Regions from separate parts of the Homo sapiens genome. Here region 1 is linked to region 2. A link is an interaction called in ENCODE POLR2A ChIA-PET data of the cell type or tissue named here. Cell type or tissue: Panc1. All regions are shown on one strand. Each heading gives the region's core, and the rest is flanking DNA. Links, peaks and the distances in the headings are about the cores only. Region 1 has its middle 32 kb from the start of CD300A. Region 2 overlaps LOC101928343 (a long non-coding RNA gene).

Region 1 (15,819 bases), core at 3,810-11,809, 130 kb before region 2:
GGCACGATCTCAGCCCACTACAACCTCCACCTCCTGGGTTCAAGCGATTTTCCTGCCTCAGCCTCCCTAGTAGCTGGGATCACAGGCATGTGCAACCTCTGCCTCCCAAGCTCAATAGATCCTTCCACCTCAGCCTCCTGAGTAGCCATAGATTTGAGGAAATAATGAGGAGCCAGAGGAAACTGTCCCGTCTCAGACTAGAAAAGGGGTGGCCTGAAGCGGAGATGGGGAGGGGAGAGAGCGCGAGCTGGTGGGACCCAGGGCTGGGCCGACCTGGAGTTGCCAAGAGAATCTGCAGGAGACACTGCTGCCCAGTACAGCAACCACAGGTGAGCATGGAGCCCTCGGGACCGGCCAGTCCAAACTGAAATGGGCTTTGAATCTACGACTTACTGCAAACGACAGGATGTCAACTATCTCATTGATAACACAATGAGTACCTATTGGACTGAAGGACTTTGTGTGTGTGTGTGTGTGTGTGTGTGTGTGTGCATATACATTTTTTTTTTGAGACATAGTCCCAGGGAGGAGTGCAGCAGCATGATCATGGCTCACTGCCCCTTCAAACTCCTAGACTTATGTGATCCGTCTGCCTCAGCCTCCCAAGTAGCTGGGACCACAGGCGCATGCCACCAGGCCTGGCTAATTTTTTTGATTTTTTCTAGAGATGGACTCTCACTTTTTTGCCCACACTGGTCAAACTACTGGGCTCAAGACATCCTCCCCTCTCGGCTTCCCAACAGGTTAAGATTACAGGCATGAGCCACTGCACCCAGCCTGATAATATTTTGGGGGTAAATAAATATTGGGGTGAATAAATAAAAATATTATTTCAAATATCAGTTATCCAAATTGATTATGTAATATTTAATCAAATTGATTATTGATTATTCAAATATCAAAGGTGACTTTGATCTTGAATTCAGTTAATTGAGCCTTAGGAGATTACGGACCCCTGTAAATCCAAGCTCCCTGCTCCTTTCTATTCACTGGCATTCTAGACTCATTCACCACACACATTAACTAACAGACAGATGCCAGCGTCGTGCTTTACCTGTTAAACAGTTACGAGTCTGGTTGGTACAGCCAGACTGTCTCTGTCTGCATGAGCCGGGTACAGAAAGGGGCCACTCCAGTGTTTTACAGATGGTTCTAATATGTTATTACTAAACACTTGCCACAACAGCTTGCATAGGCAGCTGAGGTCACTCGGTCACCTCAACATTCTGTGATCAGCCACATGAGCTGTTGGGTTTTACCAGGAAAAGAGTGACTAGTTATGCTTCTCTTTTTTAATTTTAATTTTTTTTTTTTTGAGATGGAGTCTTGCTCTGCCACCCAGGCTAGAGTACAATGACACGATCTCGGCTCACTGCAGCCTCTGCCTCCTGGGTTCAAGCGATTCTCCCATCTCAGCCTCCAGAGTAGCTGAGATTACAGGCACATGCCTCCATGCCCAACTAATTTTTGTATTTTTAGTAGAGACAAGGTTTCACCATGTTGGCCAGGCTGGCCTCAAACTGCTGACCTCAGGTGACCCACCCGCCTCAGCCTCCCAAAGTGCTGGGATTACAGGCATGAACCGCCACTCCCAGCCTCCTCTTATAATTTATTTAAAAGGCCATGGTGCTTTATAGAACAGCTTAACAATTACTGAGAAGAAAGAAAGAAGGAAAGAAAGACAGAGAGGAAGAAAGGAAGGTAATTCACATGCAGAGAGAACATTCCACTTTATTCTTTTTGTTTTTTTCAGGGAATGGGTGAGCTGAGGGGTTTATTCACACAACAGAATGCTTTGCAGCAGTGACAACAGATTGCCTTTTTTTATTTTATTTCATTTTATTTTATTTGAGACAGGGTCTTGCTCTGTCACCCAGGCTGGAGTCCAGTGGTGCAATCTTGGCTCACTACAATCTCTGCTTCCCAGGTTCAAGTGATTCTTCTGCCTCAGCCTCTCCAGTAACTGGGATTACAGGTACATGCCACCATGCCCGGCTAATTTTTTTGTACTTTTAGTAGAGACAGGGTTTCGCCATGTTGGCCAGGCTGGTCTCGAACTTCTGGCCTCAAGTGATCCTCTTGCCTCGATCTCCCAAAGTGCTGGGATTATAGGCATGAGCCACCATGCCTGGCCACCTTCTTTATTTTACAGAAGAGCCACGGGCCAGAGAGGCTACTTGAAATGACAAATGCCACTCCATTGGGTGATAATATCTGAACCTTGAATCTAGGAATTCTGGATCTTAGCATTAAAAACAACAACAATGAAAAAAAAAACCTTGTATTTTGAAACAATTTCAAACTTAAGGAAAAATTGTGGAAAAGGTACAAAGACCTCCCGTATGTCATTTTCCCAGATTTACCCTTTTTTTTTTTTAATTTGCCACTTTTTTGTTACTCTGTTTCTATCTATGCGTTTTTCCCCAGAACCATCTGAGAACAGGTTGCTGACACTGTCTTTGTCTGCATGTGCCGGGTACACAAAGGTGCCACTCCGGTGTTTTCTGAAAGTAGCTGGTGAAGCCTTCCCGTAGTTGTGCCTTGTCTTTGTTTTACAATCCAAGTTCACCTTCAAAATACAGCGCCTCACTTGGCATGTCCAATGCCAACATGATAGATATTCGGAGGATTAAATAATGTTAGGTTAATCATCAATATGTTCACAATTGGTCCAAGGAGGTGAAAGACATTTTCTAATTAGCCCAAGCCTTTTAGAAAGATGACTCAGGGCTGAATTATCCACAGTTTAGAAAATGACCTCACAATTATGTTTCTTTGTTTTTAAAGTTTACTGTTTGGGCAAACACCAGCCCTGGTTTGTAGACCTGACTCTGCCTGGGAACCAAACATAGAGATTTGATAGCCACGTATCTCCACCCTGTGGCCATGCGGGGAATCACACATGCCTGGATTCCCAAGCCTGTTGAATTCGTTGGGGTTGGTCTGTCAACGCCAAAGGAATTCTGTACTTTCTGGGTCAATGCAGCTGAGAAGCGGGAGGGCTTGAAACAGGGGAACAGACAGAAAACTCCTGCATGGCTTTCCAGCCCCTCTGCACGCCCAGTCCTTGGATGTTTTGTGCCGAAAGAAAACTCAACTCCTTGGCCGGGCACGGTGGCTCACGTCTGTTATCCCAGCATTTTGGGAGGCCAAGGCAGGCGGATCACTTGAGGTCAGGAGTTCAAGAGCAGCCTGGCCAACATGGCGAAACCCCGTCTCTACTAAAAATACAAAAATTAGCCGGGTGTGGTGGCGGACACCTGTAATCCCAGCTACTTGGGAGGCTGAGGCAGGAGAATCGCTTGAACCTGGGAGGCGGAGGTTGCAGTGAGCCAAGATCGCGCCATTGCACCCCAGCCTAGGTGACAGAGCAAGACTCTGTCTCAAAAAACAAACAAACAAACAAAACAAGAAAACTCAACTCCTCTCTAACTTTGAGTTTCTTTATTTCATATCCAATTGTCCCTTCCCAATTCCTAGATTTTCCCACCCCGACTGCAGTGTGTCAAAGGCAAGGGCAGCCACCCCACCTGTGGTTGGTGTCATGGGTTTGGGGTCAGATAGAACAGGCCTTAAATCCCACCTCTGCCCTTGTGACCTACATGGTCTGGGGCTGCCATTCAAGGCCATCTGGGTCTCAGTTTCTTCATTTGTTCCAGCAATGGTCCAGTGCCCCTCCAGTGCGTTCACCCTCACCAGGCTCTGAAGCAAGCTCTTATTTATTTATTTCTATTTTGAGAGGGAGTCTCAGTCACTGAGGTTGGAGTGCAGTGGTGCGATCTAGGCTCACTGCAACCTCTGCCTCCCGGGTTCAAATGATTCTCCTGCCTCAGCCTCCCAAGTAGCTGGGATTACAGGCACCTGCCACCACACCTGGCTAATTTTTGTATTTTAGTAAAGATGGGGTTTCGCCATGTTGCCCAGGCTGGTCTCAATCCCCTGACCTCAGGTGATTCACTCACCTGGGCCTCCCAAAGTGCTGGGATTACAGATGTAAGCCACCGCACCTGGCCACTCTTATTTATTTATACAGACAGGGTCTCACCATGTGGTCCCAGTTGGGCTTAACCTCCTGGTCTCAAGCAAATCTCCCTCCTCAGCCTCCTGACTGGCTGGGACCGCAGTGTGACCCACTACACCCAGCTGATGCAAGCCCTTAACAAAAGGCCCTGCCATTCTCTCCCTGGGCATCCTCATGCTGTTTCGTCACCTCTGGGACTCTTTCTAAGCACCCCTGACCTGCATCCTCATTGTCCAAAATTTCTTTGCTGTCGATTCTTTCCTTTGCTCCTGTTCTCGGGTCCTTTGAATTTGACCTTTGGACTCTCCCCTTTGACCTACATTCTGCAAATCTGGCCACATGGTGCATTGGAGCCCGGGACCTACTCCTGAAGCCCAGGCTGAGGGCAAGCTCTGGGTTCCTATGTGTCTGGTAAGGAAAGTGGGAAATGGGAACAGCAGGTTCTACCTTCCAGGAGTGTTGAGAGTTACAGGAAAGAATTGAGTAGAGTCCTTGATCCCAAAGTATTCTCTCTGTATATGAATTACCTCCCTTTCTTCCTCCCTTCCTCTTTCTTTCCTGTCTTCTTTTTTTCTCTCTTCTCCGTAATTGTTAAGCCATTCTTTTTTTTTTTTTTTTTTTTTTTTGAGATGGAGTCTCGCTCTGTCACCCAGGCTAGAGTGCAGTGGCACGGTCTCGGCTCACTGCACTCTGCCTCCCCGGTTCACGCCATTCTCCTGCCTCAGCCTCCCGAGTAGCTGGGACTACAGGCGCCCGCCACCACACCCGGCTAATTTTTGTATTTTTAGTAGAGACGGGGTTTCATCGTGTTAGCCAGGATGGTCTTGATCTCCTGACCTTGTGATCCGCCCACCTCGGCCTCCCAAAGCGCTGGGATTACAGGTGTGAGCCACCGCGCCTGGCTTGTTAAGCCATTCTATAAAGCACAATGACCTTCTTAATAAATTATTAAAGCATAACTAGCCACTCTTTTCCTAGTAAAACCCAACAGCAGATGTGCCTGCTGTTGACCAGGTGACCGAGTGACCTCAGCCGCCTATGCAAGCTGTGGTGGCAAGTGTTCAGTAATAACATAATAGAACAATCTGTAAGGGTGGCAGCCGTACCACCCAGATGCAGTGGCTCATGCCTGTAATCCCAGCACTTTGGGAGGCCAATGTGGGTGGATCACTTGAGGTCAGGAGTTCAAGACCAGCCCAGCCAATATGCGAAACCCTGTCTCTACTGAAAATACAAAAATTAGCTGGGGTGGTGCGTGCCTATAATCCCAGCTACTTGGGAGGCTGAGGCAGGAGAATCGTGTGAACCTGGGAGGCAGAGGTTTTAGTGAGCTGAGATTGCACCATTGCACTCCAGCCTGGGCAACAGAGTGAGACTCTATCTCAGGAAAAAAAAAATATATATATATATATATATGGTGAAGCACGATGCTGGCATCTGTCTGTGAGTTAATGTGTGCAGTGGAAGAATCTGGAATGCCAGGAAACAAAAGGGATGATGGGTTATGAGGAAGGAGCAGGGCGCTTTGACTGACAGGTGTGGGTAATCACCTGACACACAATTAACTGAATTCAAGATCAAAGTCACCTGCAGAATATCAATGGGCTAAGCTGCTCTGCCTTCCACAGAAGCAGAACAGGATCAGAAAACTCCCTCTCTAAGCATTCCGTACCTGGGTTAGCAAGAGTGTCACGAATGTCCAAACTTGCTAGATTATCAATCTCACAGGCCATCAGCTGACCCAAAGGACATGGGGTCAGGAGAAAGTTCTGCATAAGATTCTCTACAAGTGTCAGAGAAAGAGCTCTGGGAAATGGGATTTTGGGGCCATTTTCACTCCCATCACAAACGAAGTAGAAGCAGCTTCATCCCCACTGAGACTGTAGCTGGCCTCTCAGAGCCTCAGGAAAACCTTGGAGTGTGAGGGGAGGAGGGGGAGCTTCATGACGAGAGAGCTGAAACTCCATAATCAACACGGTGTCAACTGGAACTTTCTCCTTAGCCTCTGGATTTCACATTTCCCTTAGGAGAATCTAATGTCTACCTCTTTATTTGGCAGTCTTATATGGAATTTATGTAGAATGTTGCTTTGAATCTTCTCAACTAATTCCCATTCTGATTTTTTTCAACTTAAAAATTTTTATTTTTATTTTTTGAGACAGGTTTTCACTCTCTTGCTCAAGCTTGAGTGTAGTGGTGCAATCATAGCTCACTGCAACCACAACCTCCTAGGCTCAAGCAATTCTCCCACCTCAGCCTCCCAAGTAGCTGGGACTACAGGCACATACCACCATGCCCAGCTAATTTTTTTGCTTTTGCTTTGTGTATGTATGTGTGGTTTTGTTTTGTTTTGTTTTGTTTTGTTTTGTTTTGTTTTGTAGAGACAGGGTCTCACTATGTTGCCCAGGCTGGTCTTGATCTCTTGGGTTTAAGTAACTCCCACCTCAGCCTCCCAAATTGCTGGGATTACAGGTGTGAGTCACTGCACCTGACCCCATTCTGATTTTTTAAAAATTTATGAATAAATAACCTATTTAGACATTTTGAATCAGAGGTACGTGGACCCAACTAATCATGTGGTTACTATCAGGAAGCCAGGACCAGGAATAGTGGTTAGAAGAAGAACCAAGTCATCCATTCATCCATCCATCCATCCATCCAGTAACGAATATGTATGATATTTTTCCTATATGGGGACACAGTCTAGAAGGAGCTTGGAGACCAGTTGGGGAGCCTGATAACATTAAGTGTCAAAATGTTACTACAAAATGTCCTGAGTTACAATGATAGAGAAAGTCAAGGAGTCCTGGGAGCAGGCAGGACAGGCACATCCCACTGTGGTGGAGGGCAAGTAGGCACCTGTGTAGCTTCCTGAAAATGGCTCTTGGATGGTGGATGGAGTCTTACAAGATAAGCAAGCCGGGTGCCTCTAAAGCAAAGTGCATGGCAAGAGGTTTGGATGAGGCAGGGCCTGGGGAGGAAGAGCTGGCCACTCCTTCCTGTTGGAGCAGAAAGGGGAGGCCTCGAGTGGTGGGAAGTGAGGGCGGAGGGAGAGGCCAGCTCACAGAACATCAGCTTCACTGACAGGCTTCAATTTCATTTTGCAAACAATTTAGAAGCCATTAAAAGTTTTTTTTTAGGCCAGGCGTGGTGGCTCACGCCTATAATCCCAGCACTTTGGGAGTCTGAGGCAGGCAGATCACCTGAGGTCCGGAGTTCGAGACCAGCCTGGCCAACGTGGTGAAACCCTGCCTCTACTAAGAATACAAAAATTAGCCAGGCGTGGTGGCGCATGCCTATAATCCCAGCTACTCAGGAGGCTGAGGCAGGAGAATTGTTTGAACCCAGGAGACGGAGGTTGCAGTGAGCCAAGATCACACCACTGCACTCCAGCCTGGGTGACACACTGGACTCGATCTCAAAAAAAAAAAAAAAATTTTTTTTATATTAACTACAGAAAAAAGATCTATTTGTTGTAAAAAAAAAAGTTAGAAAATACAGACAAAAAGAAGAAAATAACAATGTTCATATATCTACATTTTTTCCTTATAAAATATGGGTTCAAATAACATATACTCTTAAAATTTGTATCATGTTCCTTTTATGGATGTAATGTAATTTATTTAACCATATCTTTACTGTTGGGGATTTAGGATGTTTCTAGTTTCTTGCTATTATAACCAATTATGTGACCATTCTTGCACATAATTATTTCTTTAGGATACACTCTTAGAAATGTCTCGGCCCAGGGGTAGTATATTCGATAGGATTTGGGTGCAATTTATTCTCCTATCAGCCTGGTATGGAAATATCCTTCAGCATATCCCATGGCCAACATTGGGAATGGTGCCTTTAAAAAAATGATTTAAACTTCTGCCAATTACAAATAAATAGTTCTCATTGCTTTTAAATAAATACCATTAATTCTGGCCGGGTTCTGTGGCTCACGTCTGTAATCCTGGCACTTTGAGAGGCCAAGGCAGGCAGATCACTTGAGGCCAGGAGTTTGAGACCAGCCTGGACAACATGGTGAAACCCCGTCTCTACTAAAAATACAAAAAGTTAGCCAGGCATGGTGGTGCATGCCTGTAATCCCAGCTACTCGTGAGGCTGAGGCAGGAGAATCGCTTGAGCCCAGGAGGCGGAGGTTGCAGTGAGCCAAGATCATGCCGCTGCACTCCAGCCTGGGTGACAGAGCGAGACTCCATCTCAAAAACAAACAATCAACAATAACAACAAAAAGAATAACATTAATTCAGAAAAGTGTGTATCGTTCCATATCCAGATGATGTCTCTTAACACACACACAAAAAGAAAAGTAAAAATTATTTAATTAGCCAGGCGCGGTGGCAAGCTCCCATAATCCCAGCTACTGGGGAGGCTGAGGCAGGAGAATTGCTTGCACCTGGGAGGCAGAGGTTGCAGTGAGCCGAGATCGCGCCATTGCACTCCAACCTGGGTGACAGAGCAAGACTCCATCTCAGGACAAAAAAAAAAAAAAATTTTAAACCCATGTGCAATGGACAGAAAATTAAAACAGTACAGGAAGTTATAAAATTAACAAAAAAGTCTCCTTCCTCCTACCCTACCCCTAGTACCATTCCACAAAAGTGACTACTGTTAGCCATTTCTTACACAGCTTTCAGAAAACTTATTATTATTTCAAAATTATTTTCAAAAGGGCTAATCCAGGCGCAGTGGTTCACATTTGTAATCCCAGCACTTTGGGAGGCCGAGGCAGGCGGATCACCTGAGGTCAGGAGTTCAAGACCAGCCTGGCCAACTTGGTGAAACCCTGTCTCTACTAAAAATACAAAATTAGCCAAGTGTGGTGACACACACCTGTAATCCCAGCTACTTGGGAGGCTGAGGAAGGAGAATCGCTTGAGCTCAGGAGGCAGAGGTTGCAGCGAGTCAAGATCGCGCCACTGCACTCCAGCATGGGCGACACAGCAAGACTCCATCTCCAAAAAAAGTGGGGGGAGGGGCTCATAATTCTTCATACCTCACTTTTGCATATGTCCTAGAGACCTTGTTATACAAGTACACACAAATCTACCTCATTCTTTTATATGTGATTCCACAGTTTTAATTCATTCCGTTATTTACTCATTTACTTGATGACTTTTATTGAATACCTACTATATACCATGGAGCTATACAGCAGAGACATAGCAGTGAAGAAGATAAATGAGGCCCCTTCTGTCTGGTCCTTGTATCTTAGTGGGCAGTAGACAGAACAAACAAAACAAAAGCAAGCTTCGTTCAGATCATCACAGAACTGCTGTGTGAAGATCTGAATTGTGTACAGCTGAGAGTGATGAGAGGCAGGAAGGGCTGCTTGCATAGGGAGGTCATGGAGGGACTTCCTGACATTTGAGCTGAGACTTGAGAAGGAGCCAGCCACACAATAATATAGAGTGAGAGCATTCCTGGCAGAGGAAACAGCTCAGGCAAAGGCTCTAAGGGGGAACAAGGCTAGTGTGTCCCAGGCTTAGGGTGCCGGCCAGATGAGTACAGAGTAGACAATGTGGGGAGCTTGGTGGGAGGCAGACGCAGAAAGGCAGAGGCAGGCAGTGGTCAGATCAGGGAAGGGTTAATACGCAAATGTGTGGATTTTGTCCTAAGTGGAAACTCTGAAAAATTTCAAGCAAGGGAGTCACACAATGGCACCTTGGAATGGGGTGGTGGATGTGGCCATTGGAGAAGGTGGACAAGCTCAGAATGCATTCTGGCCGTAGAGCCAACCCAACAGGCTGAAGGATTGGATGTGGGAGGGAGTGAAAAGAAAGGAATAAAAATTGCAGGTGACTTCTACGGTTTTCACTTGAGCAATTGGGAGGGCAGTAAAGGTGGGTCCCTTTACGGAAATGGAAAGACTAAGAGAGCAGCAGTTTTGGGGTGGAATTGGGGAGAGGAAACAGGGACTCTGTTGGGCGTACAGATGCTCAAATAAAGATGACAAGCCCCCTATTGGCTGTATGAGTCAGGCGCTGGGGGAGGGACTGGAGCTGTAGGTGCACAATGCATGCCGATGTATCTGTGTGTCATACAAGGCCCCATGTATGACTGCGTGTGTATACACATGCACAGATGCACACATTGTTATGTCATCCCAGACCATGTTTTTGTATTTTTGTACCTGTATCTTGGTATATATCTGAGTATATCTTTTTTTTTTTTTTTTTTTTTTTTTTTTGAGACAGAGTCTTGCTCTGTTGCCCAGGCTGGAGTGCAGTGGTGTGATCTTGGCTCACTGCAACCTCTGTCTCCCGGGTTCAAGCGATTCTTCTGCCTCAGCCTCCCAAGTAGCTGGGACTACAGGCGTGCACCACCACACCCAGCTAATTTTTGTATTTTTAGTAGAGATGGGGTTTCACCGTGTTGGCCAGGCTGGTCTCGATCTCCTGACCTCGTGATCTGCCCACTTCAGCCTCCCAAAGTGCTGGGATTACAGGCGTGAGCCACCACGCCTGGCCTATCTGAGTATATCTTTAGGAGAAATTTCCAATAGTGGAGCATTAGTCAAAAGGTCCATGAATTGACTTTTTTTTAATAGATCTTGACAAATTTTCCTTCAAAAAGCTCTTGCCCACTGTCATGCCAAGCGTCAGGTTCCAGCCCATGTTGAGGTCTGAGGGGAGTGGGTGGATGGGTGGCGAATAGCGGAAGGAATATTTAGGGGGCTGTAGGCAGGTAAAATATGGTTTTATTCAGCAGCTTTTTCATCAGCAGTTTTTTTTATATACTTTAAGTTCTAGGGTACATGTGTACAATGTGCAGGTTTGTTACATAGGTATATATGTGCCATGTTGGTTTGCTGCACCCATCAGCTCGTCATTTACACTAGGTATTTCTCCTAATGCTATCCCTCCCCCAGCCCCCCACCCCTTGACAGGCCCCGGTGTGTGATGTTCCCCACCCTGTGTCCAAGTGTTCTCATTGTTCGATTCCTACCTATGAGTGAGAACATTCGGTGTTTGGTTTTCTGTCCTTGTGATAGTTTCATCAGAAGCTTTCTCATACAATTCACCTTTATCTCGGCTGCCTGCTCCAGCTTTGCGGCTCTTGCCATTCCCAGGCTTACAGCTGCATTCCCTGGCCTACAAGCCTGGCTCTCCCTTATGGGGTCAGCAGTTTTACTCTCTGCCTCTGGGCACAAGCCATGCCGAACCACATGTACAGCGTCAGCAGGGCAGTTATACCTTTTACAGACAATAGTGGCTCTGAGCCACTTACACAAACAGATTACATAACAAGTGGAGTTATGCGCCTGCGCGCCAGACTCCCTGAGTCACGCTGGCCCTGATGTTTGCCTCTGCCTGTTTTGTTTTTGTTTTTGTTTTTGTTTTTTGAGACGGAGTTTCGCTCTGTCGCCCAGGCTGGAGTGCAATGGTGCAATCTCGGCTTACTGTAACCTCCGCCTCCCAGGTTCAAGCGATTCTCCTGCCTCAGCCTCCCGAGCCACCACACCCAGCTATTTTTTTTTTTTTTTTGTATTTATAGTAGAGATGGGGTTTCACCATGTTGGCCAGGCTGGTCTCAAACACCTGACCTCTGGTGATCCACCCGCCTCAGCCTCCCAAAGTGTTAGGATTGCAGGCGTGAGCCACCGCACCTGGCTAACCTATTCTTGACCAAAGCACATCCATGTACCTTACACCCACTTACCTTCCCATCAAGAACACTCAACGATGTCCCTTTCCCTACACTCTCGCCAGTATTGGATATTTTCACACTCTATTTTCTTTTCAATCTGATAGAAGAAAATAATATCTTATAATTTTCAGAATTTGCATTCCTTTATTTGCCATTTTAGTTTTTTTCCTGTGAACTATCCATTTGCCCATTTTGCCATTGAGCTTTTAATCTATCTTACTGAGTTCCTCCGAGTGCTTTGTAAATTAAGAAAATAAGCTCTCTGTCAAATTGCCTGCAACATTTCCTTCATAGCTTGTCATTTTTTAAAAAACTTTCAAAGGTGTTTTCACCCAGTGATGTTTCATCTTTTTTCTGAGGTCAGATTTCTCAATCATTTGCTTTATAAAGTTTGAGTTTTCCTTAGGATGCTCCATTTCAAGAGTCTAATAAATTCACCCATTATTCTAAAACTTTTGTAAATTTCATTTTATATTTTCAGTTTATTCTAAAACTTGCAGTTTTCAGTTTATTCTAAAACTTTTAAATAGTCTAAGACTTTAGAAAGATTTCAGTTTATTCTAAAACTTGTGTAGTTTCTTCGTATTTAAATCTTTGATCCATTTGAAACTATTTTGGCTTACAGAGTGCGGTATGAACAGAACTTGAGTTTGTATAAGACTTAGCCAGCTGTCTCTACATCACTGATTGAGTAACCCCTCGTGTCCCATGCATAGTCCTAGGCGCCACTGTGCTGGATCAGAAGCGAAGGGAGAAGGTTAAGTGACTCACTCAGTATTTGACCACAACACTGCTTAGCTCAAAAGTCCACCTTGCTGCCCCCTTTTAGTTAAAATGAGCCTGTTAGTGAGACCCTTGATTTTTTTAGCTTTTTTTATTTTTAGTTTTTCTGGGTCATAGTAGGTGTATATATTTATGAGGTGCCTCGGGAGCATTCTGGACCATCACAGACGCTTTGGGTAACTCTTACATTGGAGGGTAAGCCCATCCCCTTCTTAATCAATACGGAGGCTACCCACTCCACATTACCTTCTTTTCGAGGGCCTGTTTCCCTTGCCTCCATAACTGTTGTGGCTATTGACGACCAGGCTTCTAAACCTCTTAAAGCTCCCCAACTCTGGTGCCAACTTGGACAACATTCTTTTATGCACTCCTTTTTAGTTATCCCCACCTGCCCAGTTCCCTTATTAGGTGAGGCATTTTAACTAAATTGTCTGCTTCCCTGACTATTCCTGGGCTATAGCCACACCTCATTGCTGCCCTTTTCCCCAGTTTAAATCCTCCTTCGCATCATCCCCTTGTGTCTCCCTACCTTAATCCACAAGTATAGGACACCTCTACTCCCTCCTTGGTGACCGATCATGCACCCCTTACCATTCCATTAAAACCTAATCACCCTTACCCCGCTCAACACCAGTATCCCATCCCACAGCACACTTTAAAAGGATTAAAGCCTGTTATCACTGGCCTGCTACAGCATGGCCTTCTAAAGCCTATAAACTCTCCTTGCAATTCCTCCATTTTACCTGTCCAAAACCCGGAAAAGTCTTACAGGTTAGTTCAGGATCTGCACCTTATCAACCAAATTGTCTTGCCTATCCACACCGTGATGCCAAACCCATATACTCTCCTATCCTCAATACCTCCCTCCACAACCCATTATTCTGTTCTAGATAAATGTAGCTGACCCCATAGATCCTAAATCCTTTCCCCACTCCTCTTTCCATTCCTTAAAAAACTCATCCCAACCCTTTTCATTACACACAGCTGAAGTACAGGACTGTGTGGTCGGAATTCTTACACAAGAGCTGGAACCACGCCCTGTAGTCTTTCTGTCCAAACAACTTGACCTTACTGTTTTAGCCTAGCCCTCATGTCTGCGTGCAGCGGCTGCCACTGCTTTAATATTTTAGAGGCCCTCAAAATCACAAACTATGCTCAACTCACTCCGTACAGTTCTCATAACTTCCAAAATCTATTTTCTTCCTCCCACCTGATGCATATACTTTCTGCCCTCCGGCTCCTTTGGCTATACTCACTCTTTGTTGAGTCTCCCACAGTTACCATTGTTCCTGGCCCAGACTTCAATCCAGCCTCCCACATTATTCTGGATACCACACCTGACCCCCATGACTCTATCTCTCTGATCCACCTGACATTTATTCCATTTCCCCATCTTTCCTTCTTTCCTATTCCTCACCCTGATCACACTTGGTTTATTGATGGCAGTTCCACCAGGCCTAATCACCACTCATCAGCAAAGGCAGGCTATGCTATAGTATCTTCCACATCTATCATTGAGGCTACTGCTCTGCCCTGCTCCACTCCCTCTCAGCAAGGCGAACTCATTGCCTTAACTCAGGCCCTCACTCTTGCAAAGGGACTACGCGTCAATATTTATACTGACTCTAAATATGCCTTCCATATCCTGCACCACCATGCTGTTACATGGGCAGAAAGAAATTTCCTCACTACACAAGAGTCCTCCATTATTAATGTGTCCTTAATAAAACCTCTTCTTAAAGCTGCTTTACTTTCAAAGGAAGCTGGAGTCATTCGCTGCAAGGGCCATCAAAAGGCATCAGATCCCATTGCTCAGGGCAACTCTTATGCTGATAAGGTAGCTAAAGAGGCAGCTAGTTTTCCAACTTCTGTCCCTGATGGCCAGTTTTTCTCCTCATTGGTCACTCCTATTTACTGTCCCACTGAAGTTTCCACCTATCAATCCCTCTCCACTCAAGGCAGATGGTTTTTAGACAAAAAAAAAATCTCCTTCAAGCCTCACTAGCCCATTCTATTCCTGTCGTCATTTCATAACCTCTTCCATGTAGGTTACAAGCCATTAGCCCGCCTCTTAAAAACTCTCATTTCCTTTCCATTGTGAAAATCTATCCCCAATCCACCACTCTTGACTCCCTCTTGGAGTGGGTAGATGATCTTTGCTGACAGGACACACTCCAATACTCTCACCCTTATGAAGTCCTGTTCTTTACTTTTATACTCACTCTTATTCTTGTTCCCGTTCTTATGCCACCCTCTCTACCTCTTCGCAGCTATCTCCACCACACTATCAATCTCACTCACTCTCTCCTAGCTGTTTCTAATCCTTCTTTAACAAACAATTGCTGGCTTTACATTTCTCTTTCCTCCAAAATCAATGAGGCCCCGACTTACTCACTGCTAAAAAAAGGGGGACTCTGTATATTTTTAAATGAACAGTGTTGTTTTTACCTAAATCAGTCTGGCCTGGTATATGACAACATAAAAAAACTCAAGGATAGAGCCCAAAAACTCACTAACCAAGCAAATAATTGCGTTGATCCCCCTTGGACACTGTCTAATTGGATGTCCTGGGTACTCCCAATTCTTAGTTCTTTAATACCTATTTTTCTCCTTCTTTTATTCGGACCTTGTGTCTTCCATTTAGCTTCTCAATTCATACAAAACACATACAGTCCATCACCAATCATTCTGTGCAACAAATCCTACTTCTAACAACCCCACAATATCACCCCTTACCCCAAAATCTTTCTTCAGTTTAATCTCTCCCACTCTAGGTTCCCATGCTGCCCCTAATCCCACTCTAAGCATCCCTGAGAAACATCGCCCATTATCTCTCCATACTACCCCCCAAAATTTTCGCCACCCCAACACTTCACCACTATTTTGTTTTGTTTTTCTTATTAATATAAGAAGACAGGAATGTCAGGCCTCTGAGCCCAAGCTAAGCCATCATGTCCCCTGTGACCTGCACATATACATCCAGATGGCCTGAAGCAACTGAAGATCCACAAAAGAAGTGAAAATAGCCTTAACTGATGACATTCCACCATTGTGATTTGTTCCTGCCCCACCCTAACTGATACGCTATATTCTCCCCTGCCCTTAAGAAGGTACTTTGTAATATTCTCCCCGCCCTTGAGAATGTACTTTTTATGCCTATCCCAAACCTGTAAGAACTAATGATAATCCCACCACCCTTTGCTGACTCATTTTTTGGACTCAGCCTGCCTGCATCCAGATGAAATAAACAACCTTGTTGCTCACACAAAGCCTGTTTGGTGGTCTCTTCACATGGACGTGTGTGACAATCTCATTGAGTTTTGAGTTGCATTTCTCTGATGATCAATGATGTTGAG
Region 2 (15,819 bases), core at 3,395-11,394:
GAGACGAAAGTTGCAGTGAGCCAAGATCACGCCACTGCATTTCAGCCTGGGCGACAGAGAGAAACTCTGTCTCAAATAATAATAATAAAAAAGAACAAATTTGTTCACCTTCCTAGCTTTCTGAAGATGAGAAGTCCAAGAGCATCGTAGTGGCATCTGACAAGCGTCATTCCATGGCAGAAGACAAGACAGCAGGCAAGCCTCCTAGACAGAGAGAAAAAGGGGACTGAACTCAGCCTCTCAGGAAACCACTCTCACAATAACTAACCCACTCCGGAGATAACAGCATTAATCCACTCGGAGGACTGAGCTCTCATGGCCTAATCACCTCTTAAAGACCTCACATCCCAATGCCATTACATTGACAGTTAAGTTTCAACACGAGTTTCTGAGGGAACATTCAAACCATAGCAACCCTTGTGCCATTTATTCAGCAGAGACAACAGTTGCAGGCTTCAGTTCTTTCCACCAAGAGGACCAAACAAATCTTCAGCCTTCTTGGTTCTGCTTTTATAATGTTTTCTTCTGGTTCCTTTTTTGAAAATCTTATCCCTACAGTTGTTTATAAAATAAAAGAAATGGGAATAAGCAAAGGCATGTGTTGATGGTTGAAAAACTATAAACTCACCATGTCTAATATAGGCACATTTCATTATAATCCAATTAGAAAATCCAAACTCCGACCACCTAGTAAGACCGAGTTGACACAGAAGCTATCATCTGGTTCCAAACTGAAGTCAAATCCAATAAAAGGAAATTCCAGGTATTAGAAATGTAAAGGGAACTAAAAGCCAGGTCTGTGAGCAGGATCTGATACCAAGAGGCTAATGGGGACCAGTCAAAATGAATTTGGGCCTTAGGAGGAGAGGGGCTGCTGTTTAAATAGCCACTCAGGGACAGAAGACAATGTCTCAGGTCTACACAAGACAGGGAGTGGGAGCAGAGCCCCCTGCCAAAAGCTAGGATCCATGAATGGTCATTACGCCCATGGAACAGGATGAGGGGAGACCCCATTGATGGGCTCATGGGAGTATCAAGGCATCTCCACTCCCTGTAGTTATAAGGAGTTACCTTCCATGAGAACAAGCACCTAAGTTGCACTACACAGGGGTGTGAGATCCAAAGTACAACTTCCCATCGTGTGGGAGTGTGGACAAGGACGTCAATATAAAACAGGTTGGCAAATGATGAGACTTGTAGGGCCATGGAAGAGATGAACACACACCAAAACCACACCTCCAGTTCACCTTGTGTTTTTATACACCCCATGAGCTAATGATCATTTTCACATTATTAATGGTGGGAATTTTTTTTTTAATTCATGACACATGAAAATTGTCTGAAACTAAAATTTCAGTGTACATAAATAAGTTTTACTGGAATACAGCTACACATGTTCATTTATGTATTATCTATGGCAGCTTTCATGCTACAACAGCAGAGTTTGTTACAGGACCAACGAGTTCATATGCCCATTGCACTGGAACAAACCAATACACCAAGACAACAGGGTTTGCAGCAGAGAAAGAGTTTAATGATCACAGGGTAACCAAGCAAGGAGTTGGGAGGGACCCTCAAATCCATCTCCCTGAGAAGTTCTGGGCTGGGACTTTTAAGGGGATTGTAGAGGGCAAGTAACTGGAAAATTGGGATCATTGATTGGTCAAGGTAGGATGGATGAAATCATCATGATCTGGAAACAGCCTTCTTTGGTGAATCAGCTTCTCTTGGATTCCTCTAGACCAGCTGGCATCAGTAGTTTCACTGGTATACAAGACCTGGTAAAAATATCTCAAATGGAAAACTTAATGTCTCACAATGCTTAAGATGTTACCTATGGTACAATTAAGGGGGACTATAGTCTTACAACCGGGTCTGTGTGATTCTGGGGGAATAGGCAGCAAATATGAAGAAGCAGGACAGAGAGCAGGCTGACCTCATGATTAATGCCAAATGTGCTGCAAGCTTGGTTTATTTTCATTTCTCCCCTTCCCTTCTTCCCTGATTAATTTTATAAAATTTATAGGAACAATTCCAAGTTGAGTAGTTGTGACAGAGACCGCAGAGCCCAAAAAACCTAAAATCTGTACTGGCTGGCCCTGGCAAAAGGAGTTTGCCATTCTCTGGCGTTGACGATGGACCCCTCCCCACTTGCAACCAGCAATCGTTCCCACTGGCAATTGGAAGCAGAATCCTGAAAGCAGAGCACTCTTGGGCTAGTCTTCTTGAGGGTAACAGAAGCTACTTTAGGTGGTGTGAGGATTTACCAGGGCAGAGACAACCTAGAGAGTGATCTTAGGCCAGATGGAGGGTCCAGGTAGAGTCTAGCTCAGCCCTGGTGAAGATACAGATGCTCCCGCCTGGCCCCATCTGCCTCATTTGGCAGCCCCACAAGTTGGCACTCTTCTGCTTTCCACTTAGTGCAGCCCCATAGGACCCCAGAAGAAGCAGGTAGCTTTCACCTGAGGACTTCCCCTGGCCCTCTAAGCAGCAGTTCCTACCTGCTCCTCCAGCCACACATGGGATTTCCTACAAGACAACTCCATTCCCTGCCCCTGCTTTAATCCTGCTGTGCCCCATCCCCTCAAAACACCTCCACCCTGACTCCACCGACACCTCAAACTCAGCCTGATGAACATCTAACCCTTCTCTCTCGCTGACCTCCCCAACAACTACTAGAACAACAGCAACGTGCTTCTCTTCCTTGACTCCCCGGACTGCCCCAGCCCAGAACATTCACCTCCTGCTCTTCAGGCTGTCACTAAAGCTGCTGCCCGTGGAACTGCACAGAGCTCAGGAAATTTCCTCCTCCATAGATAAGAGAAGTGAGCAAATTAAAAGATGATTCTTACTAGCTTTAAGGTTACTTCTGATATGATTAGAATAGTAGAGGATTATAAAAGGGAGAAGTTCATAAAGAAAGAGGGCAGCGATGTGCTATATTAATGTATATAGAAAAGATGCTCCTAAATTAATCAATTTATAAAGACAGAGTATATTTCTGCCAAGAATGGGAAAAGTCTTCTGTTTCTCAAGGACATAAGCTGGAGGAGGCTGCACCCTTCAGGAACCTTCTTAGCACTGTCTTAATTATTAAACACATACTCATGCAATTCTAATCCTTTAAACAACCCTGTGAGGTAGAACTTCTATTATCCCCATGTTTCAGAGGAGGAAACTGAGGCACAGAGGGGCCAATCAACCTGCTGAAGGCCTTATGACCCATTAGTGGTGAGCCACTCTATGATGGCGTTCATATGAAGCTAGGATTGGAGGGCCCAGGTTGCCTGGCTCCAGGATCTGTGTCCTTATCTCCCACTACCCAGCTGCTTGTAGTAAATTAATGCAGAAACAAGGCACAAGAGGTCATGATGGTTGCTCTGAGAGAATTAAACAGAGTGATATGGCCAAGAACCACCCAGGACGGTCTGAGAAGCCTCTGAGAAGGTGACGTTCAGAATGAGACTGTGCTGGCATTCAGAAGAGTGCACCAGATGCAAAAGAAGAGGAGGCAAGGCCGGGCATGGTGGCTCCCACCTATAATCCCAGCACTTTGGGAGGCTGAGGCAGGCAGATCACCTGAGGTTAGGGGTTTGAGACCAGCCTGGCCAACATGGTGAAACCCCATCTCTACTAAAAATACAAAATTTAGCCTGGTGGTAGCACACGCCTGTAATCCCAGCTACTAGGGAGGCTGAAGCAGGAGAATTGCTTGAACCTGGGAGGCCAAGGTTGCAGTGAGCCAAGATCACACCACTGTACTCCAGCATGAGCGACAGAGTGAGACTCTGTTGAAGAAGAAGGAGAAGGAGAGGAAGAGGAAGAGGAAGAAGAAGAAGAAGAAGAAGAAGAAGAAGAAGAAGAAGAAGAAGAGGAGGAAGAAGAAGGACGAGGAGAAGAAGAAGTGGTGGGGAGGGGGAGGGGGGAGGGGAGGGGGAGGGGAGGGGAAGAAGGAAGGTAGTAGTAGTCAGGAGAGTGAAATCAGGAGCACCTAGTGATGCAGGAGGAAAACCAGGAGAGTCTGGGCTGTAGACTGAATGCTTATGTCCCCCCAGTTTCATACATTGAAACCCTAATCCCCAAGGTGGCGGTATTTGGAGTTGGGGCCTTTGGGATATGATTAGGCCATAAGGGTGGGGCTCGCATGAATAAAATTAGTGCCCTTATAAGAAGAGACACAAGCCAGGTGCAGTGGTGCAAGCCTGTAGTCTCAGCTACTCAGGAGACTGAGCGGGGAGGATCACTAGAGGCCAGGCGTTTGAGGCTGCAGTGTGCTATGATAGTGCCTGTTAATAATCACCACACTTCAGCCTAGGCAGCATAGTGAAGCCTGTCTCTTAAATTTTTTTTTAATTAAAAAAAATCATAGAATCATAGAAGAGATACAGGAGAGCTTGCTTTCTCTCTCCCTTTCTCTGCCATGTGTAGATAAAGAAAGAAGGCAGCCATCTATAAGCCAGGAAGACAGCCCTTACCAGGAACTGATTCAGCCAGCATCTTGATCTTGAACTTCCAGCCACCAGAACTGGGAGAAATGAATTTCTTTTGTGTGAGCCACCCAATCTGTGGTATCTTTGTTATAGCAGCCTGAGCTGACTGAGATAGTCTGAAAGCAAAGAAAGGAGAAAGAAGGGAGGAAGAAGTGCTCAGCCGAGTCAAGGGCTGCTGAGGTCAAGTAAGATGCAGAAAGAGAAGATGCATTTGGATTTGACTGACAGTAAGGTTGTTGGTTCCCTCGTCAAGGGCATGTCTGTAGAGTGGTGAGCAGAGAAGACAGGTGGGCTTGACTACAGAGTAAATGACAGATGAGGAAACAGAGTCAGAAAATGCAGATGGTGGCCGGGCGCGGTGGCTCATGCCTGGAATCCCAGCACTTTGGGAGGCCAAGTCGGGTGGATCACTTGAGGTCAGGAGTTCGAGACCAACCTGGCCAACATGGCGAAACCCCGTCTCTACTAAAAATACAAAAATTCCCTGGGCGGTAGTGGCGTGTGCCTGTAATCTCAACTACTCAGGAGACTGAGGAGGAGAATCACGCGAGCCTGGGAGGTGGAGGTTTGCAGTGAGCCAAGATCACGCCACTTTACTCCAGTCCAGGTTAGAGAGCGAAACCGTGTATTAGAAAAAAAAAAAGAAAGAAAGAAAGAAAAAAGAAAAGAAGAAAAAAGAAAGTACAGACACTGTTTTATAAGAGGCTCTGAGAAGGAAAGTGGAGAGAGAGGAAACAACAGCTGGAGAGGGCTGGGGACAAAGGGGAGCGTTTGTTTAATCAAAGTCCTCCAGTATGCTGAGAGGTGAGTAGGCAGATCTTCTGGAAAACCTGTCCTGGTTGATGGGCAGATATCTCCAGGACATCATTGTGTGCTCACAGAACTTGAAATCCAAGCACAAAGATGGAGTTAATTACAACAAACTAAAATTACTCGGGTGTGGAAAAAAAAGACAACAACACTGAAAAAACTGAAACAAAATTACCAAAAACATCAAGAGCTTACACAGATCAAAATGAAAAATATTCAAACTAAAAGAAAAATTGGCAAACACCATCAACCTACAATTCTCAAAAGAAGAAATACAGATGGCTGACATTCAGAAGAAAAAGCACTTAATCTCACTGAAAATCAACCACATGGATATACTAAAACAACAAAATTATAAATTTTTCCAGATTAGCCAAGAGGTTTTCTAAGGTAATGCTCAGTAAAGGCAGGCAACAGAGTGGTGGAATCCGTATGCTGTCTATAGGTGATGTAGTGCTCTAATTCTGCAAAGCAATTTAGCAGTAAGTGACAAGAACTCTAAAAATGGGCTTTCTCTTCGCCCAGTAATTCCACTTTTCATATTCTATTCTAAGAAAAAAAAAATGAAAATGTGAACACATAGTAGTAAAAAATTTAAGAGACCGTAATTATCCAACAAAAAGAAACTATCTAACTATTGGGCCGGGCGCAGTGGCTCAAACCTATAATCCCAGCACTTTGGGAGGCCAAAGTGGGTGGACTGCTTGGGACCAGGAGTTCGAGACCAGCCTGGCCAACATGGCAAAACCCTATCTCTACTAAAAATATCAGCCTGGTGTGGTGGCACACACCTGTCATCCCAGCTACTTGGGAGGCTGAGGCAGGAGAATCACTGGAATCCAGGAAATGGAGGTTTTAGTGAGCTGAGATCGTGCCACTGCACTCCAGCCTGGAAGACACAGCGAGACTCTGCCAAAAAATAAAATAAAATAAAATAAAATAAAATAAAATAAAATAAAATAAAATAAAATAAAATAAAAATAAAAAACCCTCTTGAGAGACAATCAAGATAAAGTTCTACAAACTGAAATTACCAGATGAAAAGTTGCATTTTGAAAAATGAGAGAAATAGGTGGGATTTGACTAAAACATTAGAGATGAAGAATAATGTGAGTGAAATCTTTGAGAATGCGATGACCAAGGAGAGAATTTTCCCAGGTCCAGCGTAGCGCTTGAAAAAACACAAGCAAGCTTTAAGAAGCAACTGCCAGAAAAACAGAAACTGAGAGAGATTCTGAAATCCAGGCACTCGTGTGGGGAGATTGCAGAAGTTGGTGGTATGGCTGAAAGAAAATGAGGAAGCTTTGAAATGTGATTCAGTGGCTTCCTGCTGTAAAATCTTCACTGTCTCCTCTTAGCTGTGATCAAATCCAGACCCCAGCATGATTCACACAGCCCTGCAGGACCCAGCCTCCTTCCATCCTCCCGGCTCACACTTTTGCTCCAGCCATTCCAAAGCACAGTATTTCTAATTTCCCAAATAGCAGCTGCTCCCTCGAGCCAGCACGCCTGCATATATGGTGTTTGTCAAAGCCCTTCCAGCCTCCCACCTGCCTTCCTTGATACCTGGAGCCCCTACACATCCTTCAAAATGCCGATAAAGCTTCCCTGCAAAGCCAGCTCTGGCAGAGTCGAGCTGCTGCCTCTGTGCGGCACAGTACCTGGGTTGCATCATTCTGTCTTACGCCCCTCTCCCAGCATTCTTTTCCGGGTGAATCTGCCTTCACTGTTGCTTTGTGTAGGGCACCACAGGTGCGGTGGGTTGAGTTAATGTGCCCAAGCAAAGTCCTGTCTCATATCATTTCTCTGTTTAGTCCTTTCTATCTCATTTCCCATTTCCAATCCCCGGCATCCGTACACTTGTGTGATTGTCAGGTATACATGCTGGCTTCGTAGGAGTGTGTTTAAGTTTACATAACTGGCTGGGCGCAGTGGCTCACAGAGGCTGAGGAGGGAGGATCCCTTGATTCCAGGAGTTCAAGACCAGCCTGGGCAACATAGTGAGACCCGATCTCTACAAAAAAAATTTAAAAATTAGCCACGCATAGTGGCACACGCCCATGTTCCCAGCTACTCAGGAGGCTGAGGCAGAAGGATTGCTCAGGCCCAGGAGTTTGAGGATGGAGTGAGCCATGATTGCACCACTGCGTTTCAGCCTGGGCAAAAAGAATTTATGTAACCAGCTTTATGCCATCGATCTCATTCTGGTTTTAGCTTTTTCACTCAGCACTGGATTTTTTTTTTTTTTTTTTTTTTTTTGACGTTATCTCGTCCTGTGGCCCAGGCTGGAGTGAAATGGTGCGATCTCAGCTCACTGCAGCCTCTGCCTCCCAGATTCAAGCAATTCTGCTGTCTCAGCCTCCCAAGTAGCTGGGACTACAGGTGCACACCACCATGCCCAGTCAATTTTTGTATTTTTAGTAGAGACTAGGTTTCACCATATTAGTCAGGCTGGTCTCAAACTTCTGACCTCAGGTGATCCATCCGCCTCAGCTTCCCAAAGTGCTGGGATTACAGGTGTAAGCCATTATGCCAGGCCTCAGCACTGGGTTTTTAAGCCCCATCCACGTTACCATGGGGCCGTAGAGTTTGTTGACTAGAACTGGAGCTTGTATACTACAGGAGGTGCCGGGTTTACTTGTCGGCCCCTCCCCCATGTTGCACACCTGGGCTGCCCCCAGCTCCCTGCTCCCCAGACAGCACAGCACTGAGCATGCTCTAGCCTGGCCTCTGAGGGCCTGCATGAGAGTTTTTCTGGGCTCTGCCTGCCTCAGCAGGATTGCTGAGTCCCAAGGTAAACACACACTTAGCCTGACAGATTTCTCTCCAAAAAGGCCACGCTTGGCTTGTGAGCGTTCTTTCGTGACCAGAGCCTACAATCACAACCTGTTTCATGAAGCAGAGCAGGCTTTTCGCAAACTGCTCCCGAAGTGCAGTCTCCCTTTGATCCTGGCATGAGTGTGTTGGGTCAGGTGAAAATGCAGTAAGTCCTCGGGCCTTCCTGAGAGTCCCCAGTCTAAACCCTTGAGTCCAGATTAAGGCCAAGCCAGGATCCTCGGTTTGACTCAACAGCAAGAGCTGGAGCCATCTTCCCCACATTCCACTGCGTGGCCAGCAATGACTTCTTGCTGTCAACACAACACTGACGGTTGTGGGGGAGAAGGGGCCCTGAGGACTCCCAGCCACCCCCAATTCAGACTCCAGGCTTCTTCCTGCAATAGCTCCTTTTGAGGACCAGCTGCGCTCTTCACTTAAAGTATTTTGCGGCCGGACGCGGTGGCTCATGCCTGTAATCCCAGCACTTTGGGAGGCCGAGGAGGGTGGATCACCTGAGGTCAGGAGTTCGAGATCACCCCAGCCAACATGATGAAACCCCATCTCTACCAAAAATACAAAAAATTAGCTGGGCGTGATGGCAGAGGCCTGTAGTCCCAGCTACTCAGGAGACTGAGGTGTGAGAATTGCTTGAACTCAGGAGGCAGAGGTTGCAGTGAGTCAAGATCATGCCACTGCACTCCAGCCTGGGCCCAGAGTGAGACTGTGTCTAAGAAAAAAAAAAAAAAAAAGAAGAGATCTTAAACAATATAGGGTCTGGATAGATAGTGCTGTGACAAGCAACCCTAACATCTCAGTAGCTTAACACAATAAAGGTGTATTTCTCAGTCAGATCATAGACAAAGGAAAGTCAGGCAGATCTCTAGGTGGCAACTGGAGGACCTGGGCCCTTCCATCAGCGTCATCACCTTCATGCTGGTTTCTATGGTCACCATGGAGCATGTAAGAAATTGCACAGGTATCTAAGGCCAGGCCCAGAGTTGGGTACCAGACTTCCACCACATCCAGGGGAACCAGACACTGAGGCTGTCTGGTGGGACGTCACAGAAACAATGTGAGCCCTTGTATGCCTGGCCCTTAAAACCATCCCATGCACTTAACGTTTCCACGAAGATGAAGTAGACAGACTTTTCCCTATCCCTCCCACCAAGTAGAACTAAGCCCTGATCTTGGGTATAAAACAAGCATGAGGGCCAGGCATGGTAGCTCACACCTGTAATCCCAGCACTTTGGGAGGCCGAGGCGGGTGGATCACCTGAGGTCAGGAGTTCGAGACCAGCCTGGTCAACATGGCAAAACCCTGTCTCTACTAAAAATACAAAAAATTAGCTGGGTATGCATAGTGGCGGGCACCTGTAATCCCAGCTATTTGGGAGGCTGAGGCAGGAGAATTGCTTGAACCTGGGAGGTGGAGGTTGCAGTGAGCCAAGATCTCACCATTGCATTCCAGCCTGGGTGATGGAGCAAGACTCCATCTCGAAAAATAAAAAATAAAAATAAAACAAGCATGAGAAGGGACTGAAAGGTGGACAGACAGTAGGGTCCACGGAACAATGTAGCAATGAGTTATCTGGGTTTTCTCTTTCCTTTATGTATCCCAGACTTGGAGACAGCCCTGATGGAGAGGCCACCAATGCAGAAACAATAACAGGCACAGAAAAACAACAACAAAAGCTGTCCCTCTCTCTCTAGAAAAAAAAAAAAAAAACAGGGAACGAGCAACCCAGCAATAGAGAAGAACTTAGACAATGACTCCTCTACCCTACAGAACACCCCAGAAAAAATGATGGCCCCACCGCCCAGGCCAGCAAAGGCAGAGTGGGAGCTTAGACATCCACCTCCACCCAGCTGTAACCAGGCACCCAATCCCCCTGCCAGGTGCTGTCAGGGAAGGCTGGGTAGGGAACCTGGACTTCCACCCCCACTCAGCAGTGAGAAGCCCAACTCCCTCCCGCGGGGGTGGCCTCAACCAGGCCACATGGGGAGTAGTGAGAAAGAAAAGGGACTTTTTATCTGAGGAATGCGAGCCCTTTTAAATGGGCAGACTCAGAGAGGCATTCAGATGTGACAGCAGTCACGTCTCACTCCCCACTTGAGCGAAATAATTGTCTCTGGAAGCCACCTGCGATGCAGGCCCTAGACGAACGGACACCACATAGCCATGAACACCGTAAACACCACGCACTGGACGCCATAACTCACACCTGAGCTCAACAATGCACTGCCAGTCACCGACCGATGTGATTTCTGTGAACTAGTAAGAATTCACATCAGACAACTCCAGACTGTCAGCCCCCTCCTTGCTTCCTTTTGCCTTTCAAAACTTGCTTGTAGGCCAGGAGCGGTGGCTTACGCCTGGAATCCCAGCACTTTGGGAGGCTGAGGTGGGTAATAATTTGAGGGCAGGAATTCAATACCAGCCTGCCCATCATGGTGAAACCCTGTCTCTACCAAAAATACAATAATTAGCTGGGCGTGGTGGTGCACACCTGTAATCCCAGCTACTCAGGAGACTGAAGCAGGAGAATCACTTGAATCTGGGAGGCAGAGGTTGCGGTGAGCCGAGTCCACACCACTGTACTCCAGCCTGGGCGATAGAGCAAGATTCTGTCTCCAAAAAAAAAAAAAAAACCTGCTTGTAACAAAAGCCAAGCAGACCACTCCCAAAGGCAACTTGGAAGTGCGTCTCCGACAGCTGTCCTCACTTCAACTGAAATTAACTCTTTAAAATTGTATTTTGTGCCTCAGCTTCTTCCTGTAGGTCTTTTGACCCCTCTTGGCCAGGGGCACATCAATGGAGGCCCAGTAGAAGCCGGAATTCACATCCTCACCCACTGGGGTCCATGAAGCCCCACTTGCAAGCCCGTCTCAACGCTGGGCTACGCCACCCTTCTGTATATTCCCATGGTCCCCTCTACATTTCCACCAGGAAACCAGGTTATTGTACTCACCAATATCCTTGTCTGGATATTGGTGGCTGGGTGCAGTGGCTTACTCCTGTAATCCCAGCACTTTGGGAGGCCAAGGCAGGCAGATCACTTGAGGTCAGGAATTTGAGACCAGCCTGGCCAACATGGCAAAACCCCGTCTGTACTAAAAAAAAAAAAAAAAATACAAAAATTAGCCAGGTGTGGTGGTATGCGCCTGTAATCCCAGCTACTCACGAGGCTGAGGCAGAGGTTGCAGTGAGGTGAGATCCCGCCACTGCACTCCAGCCTGGTCGACAGAGTGAGACTTTGTCTAAAAGAAAATAAAATAAAATCCGTGTATATGTGGCTGCGTTTCTTACACAACACCTCACATTATTCAAAGAAATCTGAGACACCCACCCTCACCCCCGCTGCCTCGCTCTCAGGAAATAAGCACAGGAAAACTAAATCACTGCATGCCATCAATGGGGGAGTGTGTAAGTGACAGCAGATGTGGTGCTTCCAATGAGGCCAAGGGATAGGGACGATTGGAAAATCCCAAGCAAGGCCTGACCTGCCAACTACAGCCAAATGGAGTAATACCTTCTCCAAACACAGACAGGACTTGGGTGGCAGCCACTGGTCTTTTTTGTTGTTGTTGTTGGATTTTTTTTAGATGGGGTCTCGCTCTGTCACCCAGGCTGAAGTGCAGTGGTGCAATCTCTGCTCACCGCAACCTCAGCCTCCCAGGTTCAAGCGATTATCCTGCCTCAGCCTCCCGAGTAGCTGGGATTACAGGCACCCACCACCATGCCCAGCTAGTTTTTTTTTTTTTTTTTGGATTTTTAGTAGAGTCGGGGTTTTACCATATTGGCCAGGCTGGTCTTGAACTCCCGACCTCAGGTGATCCGCCTGCCTCGGCCTCCCAAAGTGCTGAGATTATAGGCCTGAGCCACCGCGCTCAAACTGGCAGCCACTGGTCTGAAGCAGGGAAGAACTAGGTCACCTCAAGTGTCCTGTGAGAGACCACAGTCTGTGCCGAGAGAGAGGAAGTACCCGTACAGGCCCCAGCATAACGTCCCTCGATTAGGAATTCCTTCTGACTTGCTTTTGTTGGACAGCCCTTCCTCCACAATTAGATGAGAGAAACTTGCCTCCTTGTGAGATGAGACCAACGTTATCATTAGACCTCCCCATGGGTGGAAGTTGCATTTGAGTCCTATGATTCCCTACACCAGAAAAAAAAATGATTAATATAAAAAAAAGGAGAAAGGTCAGAATGCTCCTTTCCCCTGCTGGATCAAGGCTCTGAGACAGGCTGAAGGCAGAAATCCTCTGTCATTCCTGTCCCCTTCTCAGCTACCAGGGGAGCGTGACCCGTTCTGGGGCTCCAGACACTGTTATCACAGAAGATTTGCTCTTTCTGGCAGGAAGCAAAAACGATGAGACTAGTGTTGTCCAAACTGAGGGTTGCAACCTGGTTGTGGGTCTTAAGCAGATTTTTTTCTTACAAGTAGTGTGAGAGACCAATGGAATCTCAGATTCCCAAACTCACTATGCCAAAGGGGAAGAGAAGCTTAGGAACTGGGTCACCAATGCTGTCTTCCTCTTGTTCCCAAACAGATGGCTGCAATGGCACAACCCTGTACTCCCGCTCTTCACATGTTTACTTTATCTTAAGTCAAATGCAGATTAACTGAGCTGCACACAAGACATCATTGACTTTTCCCTCCACTTCCTCTTTCCAGGTGTAAAATGTAGTTTTACCAAAGCTAATCAGAGCCTCACGGGAATGTAACCATTTGCTTCCCTGCCTCCCCTCCCTCCCTTTTTTCCCTCCTGCTTTCTCTTCCTCCTTCAAAGACTGAAGTTCCCGGTCGGGCACAGTGGCTCACACTTGTAATCCCAGCACCTTGGGAGGCTGAGGCGGGCAGATCACCTGAGGTCAGGAGTTTCAGACCAGCCTGGCCAACATGGTGAAACCCCATCTCAACTGAAAATACAAAAACATTAGCCGGGCATGGTGGTATGTGCCTGTAATCCCAGCTACTCGGGAAACTGAGGCAAGAGAATGGCTTGAACCCGGGAGGCGGAGGTTGCAGTGAGCCGAGATCATGCCATTGCATTCCAGCCTGGGTGACAGAGCAGGACTCCGTCTCAAAAAACAAAAAAAAAGTTCCTAAAACCTCCTTTGGAAAATGCATCTGTGATCTGTTTTGTTTTGTTTTTTTTTTCCTGGACAACCTTGGCTAAACAAACCTCTAATGCACTGAGACCTGCCTCAGTCATGTTTTGGTCTGTAACAGGGTATGTCAGGATCAATCAGAGCACATCTCAGGTTATAATGATAAACACTGAGATTTTATTTTTTTTTTCTGTATGCGTATACAAGTATTGCCAAGTAACTAACTTTCTCACTGTGAGTCATGGTCAAAAAATACTAAAAGTCACGACATGGGCCGAGTGAGGTGGCTCACGCCTGTAATCCCAGCACTTTGGGAGGCCAAGGCAGTTGGATCACCTGAAGTCAGGAGTTTGAGACCAGCCTGGCCAACATGGTGAAACCCCATCTCTACTAAAAATACAAAATTAGTAGGGCGTGGTAGCACGTGCCTGTAATCCCAGCTACTCGGAAGGCTGAGGCATAAGAGTCCTTAAACCCGGGAGGTGGAGGTTGCAGTGAGCCGAGAACACGCTACCATACTCCAGTCTGGGTGACAGACTGAGACGCCGACTTAAAAAAAAAATTCATGACATCAATTATGTGTGAGCATTTTACTTCAATCCAGAATAAAGAACAAGGGAACTCTCCCACCACCCTCTGTCTCTTGGTGCCCAGAAACTCCATCGAGCACGTTCTGGTCCAGAAAAAAAGAGGGGGCCCTGCAGTGGCCAACCCTATGTCTTGCTCCATTCAGCCTGCTGTAACTGAAATACTACAAAGTGGGCAGCTTAAGCAGTCATTTATTTCTTACAGTTATAGATGCTGGACATCCAAGATCAGGGTGTCAGCCTGGTCAGGCTCTGGCGAAGGCCTCTTCTGGGTTGCAGATGACTGCCTTCTCTTTCCATCTTCACATGGCAGAGAGGGAGGTCTACAAAGCTCTCTGGAGTCTCTTTTATGAGGGCACTCATCCCATTTATGAGGGCTCCAGTTTCAAGACCTAATCGCTTCCCAAACCCCCAATACCATCAGCTTCATGGTCAGGATTTCAACATATGAATCTTTGGTGGGGGAAGAAGGGGGACACAAACTTTCAGTCCATCATCCCTGGAACAGGCAGATAATGCCAGCATTTTCTTCATCAGTGTCATGGACTTGGCGTTATGCAAGAGCAGTGTCGATCAGGAACGGGAAACAAGAAGGTTTTTGTGGTTATGACCGAAACCATCTGCTCACATCAGCCCATTTGTGGCTTTTATTTCTTTTTTTAATACTCAATTTGAGCAGAGAGCAGGCTGAGAAAGGAGTGCTGGCATCAGGAGCTGGCAGCGTTAGAAGCACCTATGCAGAGGGACAAAAGCCCCAAAGTGAGCGACTGCTGGGCTTCGAGCCCCAGTGCCCCCCACCTCACCACGCCCATGACTCCTGCATCTTCCTCCGAGACCCACCCTGCACAGCTGACTCACTTGCCTTCGTCTGTGCAAATAACTTCCCCATGGGTCTCCTTTTTCATTTGCTTCTCTCCCCTTTATTTCAGGCTACTAAGGGATGCAACGTTGACGGTGCTAAGCAGAGCCTAGAATAGGAGAGAGGGCTCTCCAGAAAAGACCTGGAACATTAGAGATGAGCAATGCCACTGTTAGGAGCCCATGGGTCCCGCCCTAAGCCTCCGAGGCCTCTCCTTCACCTTCATATCCACACCAGACAGGGCTGGTGAGCGAATTCTGGAGGATTCAAGGCGAGAGAGAGTCCCCTGTGTTCTTAACTTCGGGGAGCTGAGGTCACAGATACACTTGAGATTGTAACAAAAGCTATACACCCATGCCCTAGGAAAACACACACATACACTGAGTTTCGCATATCCTATTAAAAGAATCTCCAGAGTCTTTCTATGTATTCCTAGCTAGGACCCCCCACCCTGGCAGGGCGCGGTGGCTCACACCTGTAATCCCAGCACTTTGGGAGGCCAAGGCGGGTGGATCACATGAGGCCAAGAGTTGGAGACCAGCCTGGTCAACATGGTGAAACCCTGTCTCTACTAAAAATACAAAAGTTAGCTGGGCATTGGTGGTGGGTACCTGTAATCCCAGCTACTTGGGAGGCTGAGGCAGGAGAATCCCTTGAACCCGAGAGGAGGAAGTTGCAGTGAGCCAAGATCGTGCCATTGCACTCCAGCCTGGGTGACAAGAGCAAAACTCCAACTCAAAAAAAAGAAAAAGAAAAAAGAAACAGATGAGAGAGATATGACTCTGATGCTAGAACAGAGGAGGAGCCTGCAGAAGGTGTGCAAGCACACATGTGCGCACGTGCACACACATACCAGCTGTCAGACACAGTCTGTGCTCTTTGGGAAGGAGGGTGGGGGTTACAGGACACTCCCATGTGACAAAACAGCAATCATCCCATGTCCCCTGGGTGCATAAAAACATCTCTCTTTGCACACCAGCACACAGCCACATCTTCCTTGCTGGGGTTCTTTGTGACCACTGTGAAAAAGCATTTGCCAGGGCTGTCTTGATGGTACACGGCGCTCCTCTCCTGACCTCAGGTGGTCCACCCACCTCAGCCTCCCAAAGCTCTGGGATTACAGGCGTGAGCCACCGCACCTGAC

What was found. Peaks named below come from ENCODE experiments on the same cell type or tissue, not always from the same donor. Only the 100,000 strongest peaks of a DNase experiment are listed, where the experiment ranks them.
Region 1: POLR2A ChIA-PET joins it to region 2 with 10 read pairs; 3 of 35 experiments call an interaction of 5 or more read pairs at or near these places.

What each region holds. Positions count from the first base shown.
Region 1 is chr17:74,490,651-74,506,469 of GRCh38, forward strand. No RefSeq gene overlaps it. Among named protein-coding and RNA genes, the nearest start is that of CD300A, 32 kb to the left of the region's middle. In Panc1, for the core only: no CTCF peak of the experiment used is centred there; a DNase peak (open chromatin) is centred at 11,271; H3K27me3 peaks cover 129 bases.
Region 2 is chr17:74,625,411-74,641,229 of GRCh38, forward strand. It overlaps LOC101928343 (a long non-coding RNA gene), which reads left to right. Exons shown (of 4, transcript NR_158152.1): 4 at 117-586. Among named protein-coding and RNA genes, the nearest start is that of CD300E, 9.6 kb to the left of the region's middle. RefSeq lists enhancers at 6,273-6,773, 6,774-7,274, 10,000-10,049. In Panc1, for the core only: no CTCF peak of the experiment used is centred there; no DNase peak of the experiment used is centred there; H3K4me3 peaks cover 571 bases; H3K27ac peaks cover 298 bases; H3K27me3 peaks cover 419 bases.